2 separate regions of the Mus musculus genome follow, and region 1 is linked to region 2. The links are chromatin loops, found by intact Hi-C in ENCODE. Cell type or tissue: left cerebral cortex. All regions are shown on one strand. Links, peaks and the distances in the headings refer to the core of each region. The heading gives the core; the rest is flanking DNA.

Region 1 (8,325 bases), core at 189-8,188, 46 kb before region 2:
TGTGTGAGCGTTCAGGAGCCCTCCCCCAGTGTGCCCTTCATTCTGAGACTCAGATGACAAGAGCAGGAGCAACTACAGAGGGTGAGGGGTGGAGAATATCTGATGCCCAGATGTATAGGGAGAAGAACTTTGGTTACTAAGGGACCCTCAGGTCAGTGTGGCTGGGCTCAGCCTCGGACAAAGGGTACCATTCTAAGTGTACAGAGGGCTTTGAAGAGGAGATGGACGTAATTTCATTTAGTGTTGTTTTTTGTGTTTTTAATCACTACACTAATGTATAGAAAACAAATCAGGAGAAATGGAGACCAAGACTAGAAACCAGGGGTCCAGTGAGTGGGTGAGGGTGGAGTCCAGGAGCTAACTGGGTAGAGCGGGGATCAGAGAATAGAGTGATGCAGAGTGTTCTGAGGAGCGGCCCCCAGGGGTCCCTGTGGCTAGATTGTTGAGCAGGCAAGAAAGGGAGGAAAGGGAATCCCTCAGTTTGAACCCTAGCAACTGATAAGCTGCCAAGATCTCTTTGTAACCAGAATTATCTTGGAAGAGGCTACCTTATTCCTGAGAGATCTAGGCCATGGAATTTGTGAAGTGTAGGGCAGTCACCTATTGGATTCCATGTGCCATATGCATGGTCTGCTTGCCCTGTGCACATGCCCAGAGTGACCCTCTCTTTCCCACCGAATTGATCCAGAGTTTGACTCACATGCAGCAGCATAGTGAGAACTGAAGTCCTTGGCATGGAGCTCACCACTGATGGGCAGTGTGACCTGGTCTGCTGGGCGGGACCTGGAAAGACACCATACAAGATCAGTGTTCTCAGTCTCCCATCTCCATCAGGAGAACAGACACCATGGCTGGCAGATGTGTGGCATTCCTATGCTTGGCTCTGAGGCCCCTTTGTCCAGGAAGTGTTGCTGCTCCCTATCTTCAGCAGCACCATTGGCAGCTCTCCTGTGGCTCGATAAAAGGAGGCTGGAGGAAGCCTGGGCTGCCAGTCTCAGATGGCTCTGAGCCTTGGTCTAGGTGGAAGATGAGCCAGACAAGGCAGATGGGGCAGTGGAAGACCAGGGAGGGCAATGGTAGGAGCAGGAGCCAGCCCAGAACTACTCCTCAAAAGTTGAGCATTGTCGCTGGGGAAGCTGACATTTCACCCTCTGTGCCTGCCAGTGCTATAGCATCGGGCACTGCCCATCCTCCACCTCCTGGAAGCCTTTTTCCCCAGGCTGGCTCTTCTTCCACTCTTCTGACAGCTGGTTTCTTTTGTGACTGTAAGGTTCTGACCTTGGTCCTGACCTTGGTCCTGACCGTGGTGTTTCTTTCCTTGGTGAGCATGCATACCAGCTTGGAGGGCTGTCACTGTGTCTGTCTTCCTAGGCCAGACCTCTCTCATGAGCCCCACACCCCCTGAAGTGCCTGCTCCATCCAGTCCCAGCCCTCTCTACATGTGTGTTCCTTTAACCTCAGATATGCTGCATGTCTGAACTCTGACCGTGACTCCAGGAGAGAGACAGAGAGCCTGGACACTGTCTTCACAACCTGTATATTGGACCTTTGGCAAGTGGCAGGCTGAGATGACGAGGAATAAGGCTTCCCTTCCCTGTCTCCTGCTACACTATGTGGATACAGTAATGCTGCATAAAATAGAGCCACGTTAATACACCAAGCAGAGCCACACTGCAGGCCAAGAAAGAGAAGGCACCATGGGCTAAAAATAAAATATGAGCTGTGTCCCAGAGTCTAGGCCTTGAGCTGTTAAGATGATGCAGTGTAGCTAGGCCTTTGGAGCTGGGGCCCAGACTTTGAGGGGAGAGGCCCAGCTTCAGGCCCCACCACAGGGGTGCTACAAATATGCTGTGTACAGCCATCTATTGCCGTGTTACCTCAACAGAAACTATGCAGTCGAGAGGATCCAAAGGGAGAGAAGACAACTATGATAATATGCAGCTGTGCTTTGGGGTCTGAATGCATGCAGCTTTATAGGCATGAGAGGCCAAGGCTACAGAGAGGAAAGGAGAGGCCTGGAACCTAAGAAGAAGCTGCACACAGCCTCCATCTTATGGCAAGGATTAAAGTAGATGAGTGAAAGTGTTCAGTACTGTGCCCAGACATAGCTTTATTTTCAGCTCTCCTTGGCTGTTCTTTTTTATTTATTTTTATTTTTTTTTTGGTTTTTTCGAGACAGGGTTTCTCTGTGTAGCCCTGGCTGTCCTGGCACTCACTTTGTAGACCAGTCTGGCCTCGAACTCAGAAATCCGCCTGTCTCTGCGTCCCGAGTGCTGGGATTAAAGGCGTGCGCCACCACGCCCGGCTTCCTTGGCTGTTCTTAAACGGGTTGCAGAAACTGTCATCCCTAAAAGCAGACCCTGCATGTATGACCTGGACTATCATTGACTTCTGCCAGTCTCTTTGCTTTTGGTCTTACCAGTCTGTTCTCACACCATGCTGGAGTGATCTCCCGTGTATACACAGATCTGGGGGTTTGGAACCTGGTTAAAGAGAGCTTTGGTTTGTTTTCCTTGTCCTGCCCTGCCCCCTGCCCGCCCTTGCTTGGTCAGAGGCCCCATGTCCCACTGCTCCTGCAGAGCAGCGCCAGCATGCTGACGCTCTCTTACAGCATTATGGTAAAGATCCCTAGCCGGTCTAACCATTTACACACCCAGCTCTCTATTTCAGTGATGCTTTTGAATAAAGGAAAGGTCCTGAGCTTAAATTAGAGGGTTGGTACGTGCTCATGGGTGGTACATCTAGGGTGTGCCACATTCACGGGCACTGAGTGTTTTCCTGAGCACCAAGAACCTAATAGAGGCTTTTTTCCAATGAGACCAAACACCAAATGGTTTCCCTGGTACTTCATACCCATCTGATATAAACCAGCCTCTGTCAGCTCAACATCTACTTCCCACAGCTATAGGGCCGTTCAGAGCCCCAAGCCTTGTATGCCACAAATGAGAGCTGGCCAGAGGCCCTGTTAACACCACCACTGGCAGCTCAGTCTCCCACTCTTGATTAGTATTCAGTGTTCATGTTTGTTGGTTTGCAATTAGTATCTCATTTGCAAGTTGAGCTGAAGTAGCTGAGAAAATAGAATAAGCTGGCAAGATGGTGGTATGTGACTTGGTATGACCATGGCCAAGTTAATAACAGACTTTGCCAAAAGGCAGGTTTCCCTCCCTCTCCTACCTTTTTGTTCTTATCCAAAGCAATACTTGCTGTATTTTAGCCAAACTGTTGTTCCTCAAACATCCCTCAGTCTTCCTACCTCCAGGTCACTTTTTCTGCCTTCTGTGGGCTCTGATGCCTCTCTGGACCCCTCTATGCTAAAAGTTCCCTACCTCAAAATGGCTTTGTTCACTTCCTCCTGACCCCTCATGAAGTGTTCTGCAGCTTCCTTACATCATCTATGGGCCCTTTTCAGTGCTCAGCCCAGCTGCACATAGACAGAATGCCCACTCACATACCAGCTCTGTGCCCCAGGGGAGCCCTTGGCCAGAGTGTACGTCCAGATCTTTGCCTCCCAGTTGTAGACCTGGGAGCGCTTTGGGGTCTGTCTCCTGAAATCACCATGAGTAGAATAAAATAAATAAATGATAAATGAAATACATGATGAAAGTATAAGTAGAATATGTATGTACATGTGCCTGTTAAGTATGTCTGTGTCCACCCAGCTGTTAAAGGATTATTTTAAAAGATACAATTCTGGTTCTTAGAAATACAGAATGAGTCCTTGCCAAAGATTTGCTAACTGTAAGATGCAGTAAGTGTACTGTTACAACTTCGAGTCAGAAATTCCATAGACATCTCTAACATAGACCACCACATTGTCACAGGTCCCCAGTCGGAAGTGCCACAGTTACCTCTAACATGGTTCTCAGATTAATCAGGATTCCCTAGGTGATTGTCAGTGGTATCCAGGAGACAAAACTTTTTGCCAATGGGCAGAAATTTGTTTATATGACTAATTTCTATAAGTTAATTTCTATTTGTATGAATTTAAAATAGCCTTTTAGACAAAAGCAAACAGCCCAAATACCACTAAAATTCGAAGTACCAGCTTTTCCATGAATGCTGTCCATTGCTATTGATGTGTGGCACTGGGATGGGACTTGGCAGCCTTTTTGTCTTTCAGAAACAGACACTAAATAGCCAGACATTTAAAAAATTGCTTTAAAAAAATACCCCAGTTTAGTTCCCTGTAGCTTCCACACTGTGCTCCTGTGTCCACAGCACTGAGCAGTCTTCCCACACCAGCCAGCGGCAGACACTGGGATTGAAGTAGAATCTGGAGCTAGTGTTTTAAAAATAGATCTGGAGCGATAGGCTCTTTGTTGAAAATAGACCCACATAAGAGGAAATGTTATTCTTTTCCCCTCAAGGCAAAGGAACACAATGCCAGTGTCCTCGTAGGTTGGAATTGGAGGGACTTTTCTTTTGCCCTTCATGGAGGTAACCTCCACCTTTGAGCTACTTTCCCAGACCAAGGAGGAGCTGGTGGGTGTCAGATGGCAGGTGTACACTCCCAGGTGGCCCTGAGAGCACAGGAGAGCAGCTCGCTCACACCCAGGGCATCCCCCTCCTGCCCAGATCCTCCTGGGGCCTTTGTGCTTGCTTCTCAGTCTCAGTTGGCCTTTGGAAGATCACAGGCACTGTGAGAATGAACAACATGGGACTCCGTTTTTTACCTTGTAATTGGAGTTCATGTGAGAGTGGGGTCTGGACTTGGCTCAGTACTAATAGTATGTAACTGCTTCCTGCCTTTGCAGTAAATGTTTCTCTTTTTGCTCTGTTTTGTTGACATTTTATAAAGTGGCTCTGGGGTCTGGTCCCTGCCGGAAGTGTGGTGGTCAGCTCTCTTTTTCAGTTTGCGCATTAAAGTATTTTTACCTCCCCGCTTTTCTAGCCTCTTGCTTGGAATGTTCAGCTCAGCATTATTTTGGGTGTCTTTGTTTAATTATAAGTGATTTTTATCAGCGTAGATTTTCCTTTCAATATAGATTTCTGCTATAAATGGTTCAGCCTGCTGTGAGCTTGAGAACATCTTGTCAGCAATCCCATACATAGCCTTGGCTTTTTAAAATTTTTTTAAAAATTTTATGTATATGAGTACACTGTAGCTGTGTAGATGGTTGTGAGCCTTCGTGTGGTTATTGGGAATTGAATTTAGGACCTCTGCTCGCTCCGGTCAACTCCACTCGCTCAGTCTCTACTCGCTCTGGCCCAAAATTTATTAATATACATAAGTACAGACGCACCAGAGGAGGGCATCAGATCTCATTAAGGGTGGTTGTGAACCACCATGTGGTTGCTGGGATTTGACCTCAGGACCTTCAGAAGAGCAGTCAGTGCTCTTACCGGCTGAGCCATCTTGGCAGCCCGTCTTGGCTTTTCTTACCTTTCTCTCCTCAGGATTATTGAGACTCAGAAGTTTCTAACACATCTGCTTCCCAGTCATTGTGATGTTTCATCCGCTCTGTTGCTCTGTCCTGTGACCACCTTTAAGCTGCATTCCTTCTGTGGGGAGGGACAGGGGAGAAGAGCAAGCTAGGCCAGCACCACTGTGACCTCACAGGTCACACTTGCCAAGTGAGACACAAAAGCAGCCTTGCAGTAAGTCGGAATGATAGCAGGCTTCATGGACACTTCTCAACTCAACTGTGTTTCAAAGTCACAGTTTTCCCGAGTGCTGTGTACAGTGTTCTCCAGCGCAGCAGAGCTGGGATGTAGCTTTTTTTTTCTTGACTGATATTATATAGCCAAAGAGATTTTAAAATCTCTAAAATGCCCCCACTTTATTCCTTACTCATTCCATACTGAGCCCCTGAGTCCTCTGGCTGTCCCGGGCTGTGAGGTTTTTCATAATCTCCTTTCCTTTCCTTGTTCCCTGAGCATAATGGCTGAAGTCTGTGTCCGACTCTGGTTGAGCAGTGGCTGGATTACGTGAGGTTCTGATGGACCTTTCCTGTGGTTCCTTATAAGTGCTGAAATCTGAGAGACCCTCAGTCCATGTGAAGGTCACAGTTGCTGACTCTACAGTAGTAAAAGGTTAACATGTGAAGGTGCTGCTATTTTCTGAATAAGCAAGCACTATTTTTAAAGACCCAAATCTGAAAAGAATTTTTATCAGCATAATGAATGCATGCACATTAATTTAAAAAGATTGCCAAGTACTGAAAGGCTCATTGACATCCCTAATCCTCCCTGCTACTCCACCCCTTGTTCTTCCCACTCCCTCCCTCTTTAGAGGTAAGCCTTCCAGGTTAGTGGTTTCTTGGAGTCCATGCCACAGCTCCACCCATGAGCATTTGCTACAGTTTCTTGATCCACCTACTTTAGGCAATGTATAGACATAGTGGCTTAGTTTTCTAGGTCTAGCCTCCACACTTTTCCATCACATAGTTAAGCCATCTTTGTTAAATGAGAGGTCAGGGTCCTAGTGGCTAGTAGTGTGTGCGCGGGCTTTCCTGTTTGGTCAGAAGGTGAAACAGAAGTACTCCACACTTTCTTGAGTAGTGGACCTGGTCATTCCAATTCTTCTTTTAAAAAAGTTCAGGACAGTGAGCTGGCCCAGCAGGTAAAGACGCTTTGGCCTGAGCCCTGTGATCTGAGTTCAGTCACAGAAGCTCATGTGATAGACACACACATTTCCTTCACACAGATAGATAATTGTAAAAGTTCCCTTCCCATATTAGCCACCTATTCCCCAGACTTACATATAATCTCAAAATTGTTTATTTTTATTGCATAAACCATCCCTCATACCACAGATGTGCTACCAGGCAGGTGGTCTTCTGAGCTGTTCTCATTGATTATCCCAGAATCTCTTTTACTGTTATTGAATAGTAATAGTAAAACTCCTGTGTCCTCTTTTATTTGATTCATTCCTTCAGTTTAGTAAAGAAAATTCCTAACTGGTTGTCAAACACATCATGGGAAAATCTGTTAAGTTTCTTCTTAAAGCAATTTATAAATTATTCTTGAGCAATCTGATCATGACCTGATTTCTTTTGTAGGTACAGAATAGAGCCATTTAGGAGATCCACAAAATCCAGCCCTTCTGTGTGTGTGTGTGTGTGTGTGTGTGTGTGTGTGTGTGTGTGTGTGTGTCCAGGAAGGACAGAGGTGACAGACCTATAGTCTAAGCACCCAGCAATCTGAGGTGCTGCTCATCCAGGGATTGGATTCCTGGGTGGACTGGACATGGTGGAGAACATAGGCCCAGTTGGGACCAGAGAGCTAGCTGTTTGGGTGTCTGAGTGGCTGAGCCTCAGTTTGAGTGAAGGCAGCAGGATTTGTGTGACAACTGGATGAGTGTAGATGATTCAGGGAAGTCAGTGGAGTTATAGTTTGCATGCATCAGTTAAAAAGGAAAGCCAGGTGTGGTGGTGTGAAGGGGGTGGTTCCAATGCTAAGGTCCTGTTCTCCAGTTGATTCTTGATCTATCAGTAAAGAAAGTCAGGAACTAATTGCTGGGTGGAGAGGAGGAGTTTATTTGTCATGCTTTGGAGGGAGAAGAAGCCAGCAGCCATGTAAGGTCTCAGGAGGAGCCAGGGCCTTTGGCCACTACTACAGGCAGGTGGACAGGAATGTGTGGCAGGGGCTAGGTGGGACTAGCCACTGAAGTTTAGGGCAGGAGGAAGGAGCAGCGATAAAAAATATTATTTAGAGCATGCTTTTCCTGCTGGGAGATAGTAACACCCAGCAATTGTGTCTTAAGGCAAGTTGAGAAGGAACAAACTTTGTGTGTGTGTGTGTGTGTGTGTGTGTGTGTGTGTGTGTGTGTGTGTGTGTGTGTGTGTGTCTTATCCATGGATTCAAAGGAAGCTGGGAGGAGGCTGGAATTGCAGTTGCCTTCGGTAGTAAAAGCAGTAGCATAAAGCTACATACAACAGTGGTGCACACCTTTAAACCCACCCAGTACTCAGGAGGCAGAGGCAGGCAGATCTCTGAATTTGAGGCAGCCTGGTCTACAGAGTGAGTTTTAGTACAGCCAGGGATGCATAGAGAAACCATGCCTTGAAAGAAACAAAACAAAATCAAATGATGTCTCTATATATGCCTTTTTCAACATTAAAGGTCTGTCCGAGCTATCTGGGCAAGCCACCTGGCCCTAGTGATGGTGAACCTGAAATACAGGCAGCCGTTCCGGCTTCTTTTTGCCTTTGGGTTCACAGAGGTCAGCGAGTTGCGTGTAACAGTGCTTTCTACACAGCCAGTAGGAGACGGCATCATTCCTGCCCACCTGTTACTGTGATGAAAGCTTGAAACAAGCCAGTTAAGCAGTGTTGCTCCTAGCATCTGTGTAGTGTCCCTGTCCTTGTGTGTCCGGAACAT
Region 2 (8,325 bases), core at 324-8,323:
CTCACTCTAGTAAGTCAGCAGCAGTGTTAGTGACCAGGGAAGGGAGACGCCTGGCATGCAGGCAGACAGGGTGTGCTGTCTGTGGACATGACATGCAGCAGGTAAAGTTCAAGCTAGACCACCAAGGGACTTTACCAGGGCCGTGGTTGGTGCGTCCCTCAGCCTCCATAGCAAGCATTTGTTTTCTCTAAGGAGTCTAACCATCCTCTGCTAGTTTGGCAGTTCTGAATGGGCAGTAATGAGTCTGTTTACTTTTGCTTTCTTGATATTTATTCAGCTAATTGCATCCCAAGAGAAGTAACCCCCCAGCATTCCAGCCGTCTTAGGCTGGAGACTAGCTCAACTCTAGGCAAAGTGCCCCTCCTTGCTTTCTCCCCATGACCAACAAAGAAAAGCAAACCCAACTGTTTTCCTTGGCTTAGAAATTAAAATAAAAACACCGATCGGAATCGCTTTTCCACATTGTGTGGTGAGGAGTTTCCATTGTGCCGGGCTTCCCTCTCTCTAACTGTAAGGCTGCAGTAACCACGTGGCAGGACAGCCTTTGCACATGGGGAGGACTCCCTGGGCTTGGGTCTCACCCAGCCTCCTATGGGCTGTCTTAGTGTCCCCATTTGGCCTGTGTGATGGGGCCACACACTGCGTGTCTGCATCCCTCTGGCCATCACAGCACTGTAGCCTGGGCATTGGGCTACTTCATGGGATGAAGCATCATTTTGGTAATACAGAGCTGACTCCTGCCCAGTGGCAGAAGCTGCTGGCCTGGGATATGCTTCTGGGTTCTTATCACAAACATTGGGAATGGACGAGAAAGGTTCAGATAATACAAATAGCTGCAGCCAGTTAGTTCTGGGAAGCAAGCACTTTGTCTGTACCATGTTACTGAATGTTCCCAGCAGCCCATTGGGAAGGGCCCATGGCTTCAGGACAGCCATGTAGCCAGGTGCTGGCGGCCTACACCTGCATCCTAAGTAACAGCAGGGCAGTTACTCCGTTTGACTGCTGAAATGCTGAGGAACTTTGGTGGTGAGCTCTCACACTCACGGTCTTTGTGGGCTTATGTATTTCTAGTATTCCTGCCCTTTTCCTTAAATAGGGTCACATGTGTCTCAGGCCAGCTCTCAACTCCCTGTGAAGCTGAGGATCAGCCCTGCCTCCAGTTCCCCAGTGCTGGGTGTGAGGCTTGTATTATTACCCCCATTTATGCAGTGCTGAGGATTAATGAGAACTAGCCAAGCACTCTGCCTGCTGAGCCATGTATATCCTCAGCGTATTATATCTATCTAGTTACCACAAGGTGCACTCAAGGCTAAAGGTATGTTGTGTGTATGTGGGGGGTACTGTTGAGACTGAAGACCATCACTTGTTGTTGTCATGGAACTACGAAGTAGCAGAACCAGGCAGGAGGTACACTAGAAACACCAAAGTAGGTCTGCTGTGAAAGCAGTGTGACAGGAAACTCCAAGACAAGCCTTCTGATCCTCTAGGCAGAAGGAGGCTAGGGGTGTCTTGGGGTCTGCAGAATTGGCTCTTGGGGGCTATTCTGGTCAATGCAGGTTGTATTCTTCTGGAAGAGTACACTTCTCCACCCCAGCTAGCACTGCACTGCCAGCTGCGAGCACAAACTTGAGGAGGCATCCCAGCCATGCTGGAGACCTAAAAAGTAACCTTTGCCAAGGCCACAAGGCCCATGTGCGTTTGGCTAGCCCTCCCCTCCAGCTTCTGTGCTTGAGTGAGTCTGAAGAATCAGAGCATGAATGGAGATGGCAAGTCCAAGATCAGGACACCAGAGAGCCCAGCAAAAACTTAAGCGGCGGCAAATGGTTATTACTGTAAACGCTGCAGGAAGACCCAGCATGCCTGCACAGTGGTTTCTAAGCCTGCCGCTGACCAGGATGGGGAAGGAGCCTGCTGCAGAGTAAGTGTCTAAACAGAGCCATCAGGTGGGGGATGTGGCAGCAGGAGTGTGAGCACTGGCCGTCTACTTTGTTGCACATGTGTACCCCTACACTCTGTGTTGTTGGCCTTCACATCTCTGTGCATAGATGGCTCCAGGTACTGGGTGCTCTGTGATTATTATTACTAGCACTTGGGAAACACAGTATTGATGCCTGACCTAGGATGCAGATCACACCTGAACTGAGCAGCAAGGAAAGCCCAGGCTCCAAGGTGTCAGATCGCCTGGAGTAAACATCAGAACCATATTTGATGATCAGTGCCAGCCCCATGCCCTCACTCCAAGGTCACCTCTCCACCACTATGAATAAAGACTCCTGTTTGTTTGTTTGTCTAATGGCCAGGATGCAGTTGCTTCTTACTGTTGAGCAGACTTGACTTTCAAGTCAGTACAAGGGTGAGTCTTGTTGGACGTTAGAAAGAGCTTCTTCATCCTGTGAGTGGAGCGACCCCAGAATGGGCATCGCAGACAAACGGTGGTAGACTCACCTTGGGTAGCTTGGAGAAGGAACTGTGTATCATTTGTCCTCCATGAATCACCCCAAGCCTGGAGGCCAGGGTGGGAGTAACCAGTCTCCAACTGCCACCCTTCTCAACCCAGCATCCTGTGAATCATCCCTCATGAGAGACCATGAGGGCCCCCAGGGAGCTGCAGCCAGCTCCTCCTCACTTCTCAGCTTAGCAATCGTCAGACCTTATATAAGTCCCTCTCCATGCAGCCTTCCTTCCATCACCCGCTGGCTTAGCCTTCCCCTCTACCAGTCGGGCTCCATTCTGGGGTCGGCCCTGTTGCGAGTGACTTGGGCAGAGGCACAGACCAGAGAAGCAGAGAGAGTAGGTTCACGTCCTCCAACTGTGCTTGCAGGAGTGATGGAGATGGGGTGGGGCAAGCCTGAAGTCCCAGGCTCTCGTGCACATGCCACGGGTGAGCCGTTGGCTTCCAGGGAAGGCTGACTGTGTGGAGGCGGACTGTGGTCACACCGTGAGATCATAGGGGATGTGGTTAGGCTGGGGAGCTGGGTGCCCATGCCAGGGGGATGAGGATTCTGCTGTTGCTCTTTCTTGCTGCATTATTAGGGAACCATTTTGAGATTCCCCCAAAGTCCACACACGGAACCCTCTGTGCCAGGAGTCACGGAATGCAGAGCAGAGGCAGGGAGTGTCTGGAGAAGCCATTGAGAGGCCAGCTTCTGAGTTGGCTGCTGCATTTTCTGTGGTGCCTAGTGTGCTCTGGAGCCCTGGATTGGGGGCCAGGGTGGGAGGTGTCTGAGGCTGGCTACACACCACTGCCCCAGGCAGCTTCCTGGAAAACCTGGACATTGCCCGGAGCGTCTCTCCTGAGCCCAGCTGAGTAGCTGACACAGAAGGTCGCCTCAGCCAACAGAGATGCCTCCTTCACATTCATCCCCATTTCAGAGATGAACAAATGGAGCCAAGGGATGAAGACAAGGGCCAGGACCAGGGCTGCCAGATGGTAGGGGTGGGCTTCAAGCTAGCTTTCTTACCCACACGCTCCTAAGTTTCTCCCTGCATCTGGGTGGGTGTGAGACGGAGTCTCGTGTAGTCCAAGTAGACCGGGGACTGGCCAAGGCTGGTATGCCCATGAGACTCCTGACCCTCCTGCTGAGATGTCAGGCCCTGTGTGCCAGTGCCCATTTTAGGGGGTGTTAGGCAATTAAACCCAGGTCATTTGGTGTGCTAGGCCAATACACTACGCTATAATTCACTCCATATGCACTTCCAGGACTAAATAACATTCACATGGCATTAAGTCAGCATTCTTACATGCATCTTACCTTCACATGCTTTCTGCCTGGAGAGCCCTTTCCCACAATTCTATCTGGTATGTATCTGTCTTCCTTTCTAAGGTGACCTCTTAAGGCCACCTCTCTGTGCAGAAGTCTCCTCTCTACGCCAGCTTGCAAGAACAGTTCTGTCCATCCAGCACTCAGAGCTCAGACTGTACTGGCTGGCTGCCCCAGAGTGTGCGCTTCTTAGAGTCGCCTCAGCACGCCCAGCTGCTAGTGCAGCACCTCGGCAACTAGACACCAAGGACTACGTTTGTTCTACTTATTCTCCTGGCTACTAGTAAGAGACAAAGCAGGAAAAAAGAGATGAGGGCTCTGTGCTCCAGGGGCCCTCAGCAGCAGGCATTCCTAACTCAGGTGGCAGTACTCAGGACAACTAAGGGGCCCCATGACCCAACCAGGATGGGGACTAGAAGTGATGGATCTAGGGGGAGGGGAAGTGCCTGAGGTTTGTCTCATTACTCATGGACTCATCCACCCTGCAGGTCTCCTCTGCTGTCCAGGGTGGATGCTGGAGAGTCATTCAGCAGTCCAACCTTCCACAGCAGAGACTGGAGTAGGATCCATCCCTGGAAGGCTTGGGCCTTCGGGAACCTGGGAGTCTTTGGGAGCTGAAGATAAGAGTCCCTTCTGGGCATTTCTGTGGTGGTCTCCATCTGCCTGTGTGAGAACTGAGTGACCAAGGCCAAGTCTCTAGGGCTGCTGGCCTCAAGACAGGCTGGTTTCACCAGGGAGTGGACCTGCACAATGGCTCAATTGTCAGAGGCCTGGCTCCACACCCAGCATCTCAGCATTCCTGTGATCAGAATGTGTCTCATGGCAATGTATACATGGAACCGGATGCTGTAACACCCCCACCCTCCCCCAACTCCCTGCTCCTGTTAGGAGCAGGATACAGCTTGGCCACAGAAACTTCCCCCAAATAAGGATTCTGATGTGTACTATCTACCACCGTAAACTCCAAGCTGCCCGAGCTTAAGTAACCTCTTCGGCGTTTTCTGTAAGTTTACAGGAAAGATTCACTTCTCTATCTAGTTCTTCACAGAGATTTCTACTGTATGGCTGTAGCAGACTGTGAGCTGAGCTGGAGGGGCAGCTTAAAGCTGGGGTTCCTCCTTTGTGGGCCACCGATGGAGAGGCCATGGGAGGTACTGTGTTCCGGAGCCTCAGTTTCCACTTCTGTATCAGCTCCCAGGGCCATCTCTTATGACTCGCGCCATCTGCTGGGTGTTTGTAGAATTGTTTACAGTCTGCCTATCTCATCCTAGTGCTCTTAGGTTCTGCACAGCTGTTCTATGGTGTGCACCTAAGATGAGAACCTTCCAGATAAAGTAGGCTGTGATTCAGTGAGAGGCAGAGGCTGAATATACCTGCCCTTCCCAGAGACTGGCTGTCTGCTGTGTTTGTTTCAGATGCCTGTGCTGCCTCAAGGGCTGTTAGGTGTGGCCCAGGGTAGGTGCTGAACTCCCACACAGCAGCCTCACAGGATTCCCCGGCCAGTGATGGGAATACCTGCCAGCACGCCTATCCTGTCAGGTGGATGAACCCCAGGCTCTGCCCTCCACACGCAGGGTGGGAACAGTGTGGACCGCGCAGCTCCACTCCCCACGCTGCAGATGTGGGTCCCTGCAGAGAAGGCAGCAGGGACGCCAGGGAAGCACACTGTTCTTGGAGGGATTAAGGTCAGCAAAAGCAGACTTGACAGCCAGGGAGGGCCATAGGGCGGCATCAGGACAGAGAGGTCAGGATGCCGTGTGGAGTAGTGGAGTACAATGGAAGGGGGAGTGGGCTTTGGAAACACAGTACTAGGTTCAAAGCCTATGGATCACATAGCTGTTAGCTTGGGCAAGTTAGCTTTCTTTATTCCTTCATCTGAAACAGGAACCCATTTTCTAGGGTAGGAGTAAGGATGGAGTAAGATGGAGTGCCTGCTCACCAAGCCCAGTGGGCAACTGTTGTGGGGTTCTTGCCTGTGAGCCCACAGCCATGCTGGGCATGAGTCGCTAGACTCCTACATGCCGTCCACCTATCTCTTTCCGCTGTGTTCCCCTTGCCCAGTGGTAATCTGTATGTCTTAGCCAGATTCACAGAGTTAGGCAGAACCTTTGCAGAGGCCAGAAAGCCACCAGGTTCACACTGCAGTAGGAAACCTTCAGTGTCACCCACCCCAGAAGCCTGAGTTGGAAGCATGTACTTCACAGCCACTTTCCAAATGCCACCAGGAACTCAGGAAACCTCTGTCCCTGGGCTCAGATACGCTGGTGTTGTGTGGCAGTAGTTACCACGGCCAGGCTTGCTGGAGTCTGTTCTCTGCTTGTCCCTCTGCAACAGGTGCAGCCGGTGGCCCTCTTGCGGGACCAAGGAAGCTCCATTTTCCTATCCCTGTGGCTCTGACAGGGATGCCAGTAGGCAGATCCCAAGGGTGATGCAGGATAGCATCCTGCCTGGGAGAGTGGTGTTAGAAGTTTTGGTCTAGTTGTATGTTTTCTTACAATATACTTCTAGGATGTAGAAATGCTACAGGTGGCTCAAGCCCAGTCCAAGATGCAAAGTATCTTTAATACATTTTAATACTCTTTTATTATTTTATATTTAAATATAAATATATGAATAATATATGTGATAAATAAAATATAAAATAAAGTTATTTTAATACCCTTTAATCCTCATGTTGTGGTGACTGCCCCCCCAACCATAAAGCTATTTCATTGCTACTTCTTAACTGTAATTTTGCTACTGTTATGAATTGTAATGCAAATATCTGATATGTAGGATATCTGATGTGGTTGCAACCCACAGCTTAAGAACCGCTGCTTTAGAGAATGTATCCAGGTCAGGGCAAGAGTTGGGGTACTGGTTCTTCCCTCTGGGCATGCTGATGGTTGGGCTCTAATAACTGGTAACCAGGGCTTTAGAGACTCTGAACACATCTCGTGCGCCACCCCTGGAGAGCAGTGAGTGATGTGTGACTTGAAGAAACCCTGAAGTCACATGCCAGGCTTCCTCATCTGGGAGATGGAGGTAGTTAGATGTGTGTTGTGGGGTTGCTGCAGGTGTCTGCTGGGCTGTTGCTGAGCTGGGCTCTCAGCCCTCTTTTTCACAGATCAGGAAACTGAGGTTTAGAAAAGCTGTGATCTGCCACTTAACAGAGTTCAGACAGGAGCCAGCTCATAATCGCTGCCATACTAGGCCTGTACTTGGAAGAACCCATGTGGAGAGCACTGAGCTAGCTTTGGAACTTGTGTTCTCAGTCTTCCTCAAAGGGATCTTTTTCTGAGTAACAACACTGGCCTCTGGGAACTCTCCTAATCCCACAGCAGAGGCAATAGCTGACCCGTGACACGGATGTCACAGGGAGAGGGGAGGGATCAGCAGAGAATTTCTGTTTGGAAATGTTATCTCATGCTGAAGCGCTTGCTTTCAAGGGACTGACTCTGTATGTGGCGCCTGCTGTGTCCCCTCACTAGGCTGTTCAGAAAGCAGGTCCTCCACAGTCTCTCAGCCACATCCTGCTGGCTGGAGACCTGGGATCCATCTACTGTATCCTTGGGCGCAGAGGGAAAGTCAGGGCAGCACTTTGCCCCAGTCCTACCGACAGAAACTTGTGGGTGACATGTTCTGTCCCGCACAGGACGCCTCTGCTCCTGGCACGCTGGCAGCTCGTGCTGCCTGGCCCAGGGCACTTTCTGAACTGAGGCCCCCACTGCCTCAGGTCCGCATTACATCTGCTTCTGCTGTAGCATAACTCTAGCTGGCTGGGTGTGCAGGAGTCCGGAGCTTGAACACAACTTGCCCAGTCCTACACTGCCCTGCGACTCTCAGCCTGCTGCCCTTTCAAATCCGCACCTACACACATGCACATACCCGGCTACCAGCCTGTGTCCGACAGCCAAACCGGCTCACCCCAGAGGCTCTTTGTCTGAAAGAGGTGAGTGGAGCTCACCGATGAAGTCCTCAACATCCCAGCCCAGTGTGCTTGTGCCTCTACACCACCCTGCCCAAGTATTCACAGTCCTCTGCCTGGTCAGATGCTTGATTCAGCTCTGAGCAAAAGCAAGGTTTGACCCCTGTGGGGTCCAGCTGCACACGGAAGCTGGAGGAGTCAGGGTTGCCCGTCTCAAGCCCCTCTTCCCCTGGCTGCTGCAGTTGAGAGCTGACCCCTTACCTCTTCTCTCCTGCTTGGCCCTGGAGCAGCGCTTCACATGCCTCACGGTGCCATCAGCAGCACAGCCTGGCCGTGGCCTCCAGGAGAGGTCCCGAGTCTCAGGCTGGACTGGCCGCCGAGCAGCCCTGCCTCACTGGCCTCAGCTGGCAGCAGTCTATGCTCTCTGAAGCTCCTAGGGATGAGGCTGGCTCTGGTGTCACCGGGGCTGCTCCCAACCTGCTCTCCCTCACAGTGTGGTCCGCAGCTGCCTTAGTGCATGCTTCTTGCAGGTCCTGGGTCCAACAACACCACTCAGGGCTTGGGGTCCATCCCCAGGCCGACAGCAGCAGCCTCAGTTGAACTCCCAGGTCCTTTGTGGAGCCTTTACGTGCCGCCAGAGGAAACTGTGAGCACAGC

What was found. A loop is a pair of places that touch in the nucleus more often than their neighbours do. Peaks named below come from ENCODE experiments on the same cell type or tissue, not always from the same donor. Only the 100,000 strongest peaks of a DNase experiment are listed, where the experiment ranks them.
Region 1: it touches region 2 in a loop (2.1-fold over the local background); 5 of 42 quality-filtered maps call a loop at or near these places.

The regions. Positions count from the first base shown.
Region 1 is chr2:33,261,922-33,270,246 of GRCm38, reverse strand. The region is part of intron 7 of Ralgps1 (Ral GEF with PH domain and SH3 binding motif 1); the gene reads left to right. Among named protein-coding and RNA genes, the nearest start is that of Angptl2, 50 kb to the right of the region's middle. In left cerebral cortex, for the core only: a CTCF peak has its summit at 4,244; DNase peaks (open chromatin) are centred at 984, 1,733, 2,932 and 4,260; H3K27ac peaks cover 2,387 bases.
Region 2 is chr2:33,216,058-33,224,382 of GRCm38, reverse strand. The region is part of intron 8 of Ralgps1 (Ral GEF with PH domain and SH3 binding motif 1); the gene reads left to right. It overlaps Angptl2 (angiopoietin-like 2), which reads right to left. Exons shown (of 5, transcript NM_011923.4): 1 at 7,930-8,325. Among named protein-coding and RNA genes, the nearest start is that of Angptl2, 4.3 kb to the right of the region's middle. In left cerebral cortex, for the core only: a CTCF peak has its summit at 4,992 (motif pointing left); DNase peaks (open chromatin) are centred at 2,871, 3,947, 4,502, 5,000 and 1 more place; H3K27ac peaks cover 3,883 bases.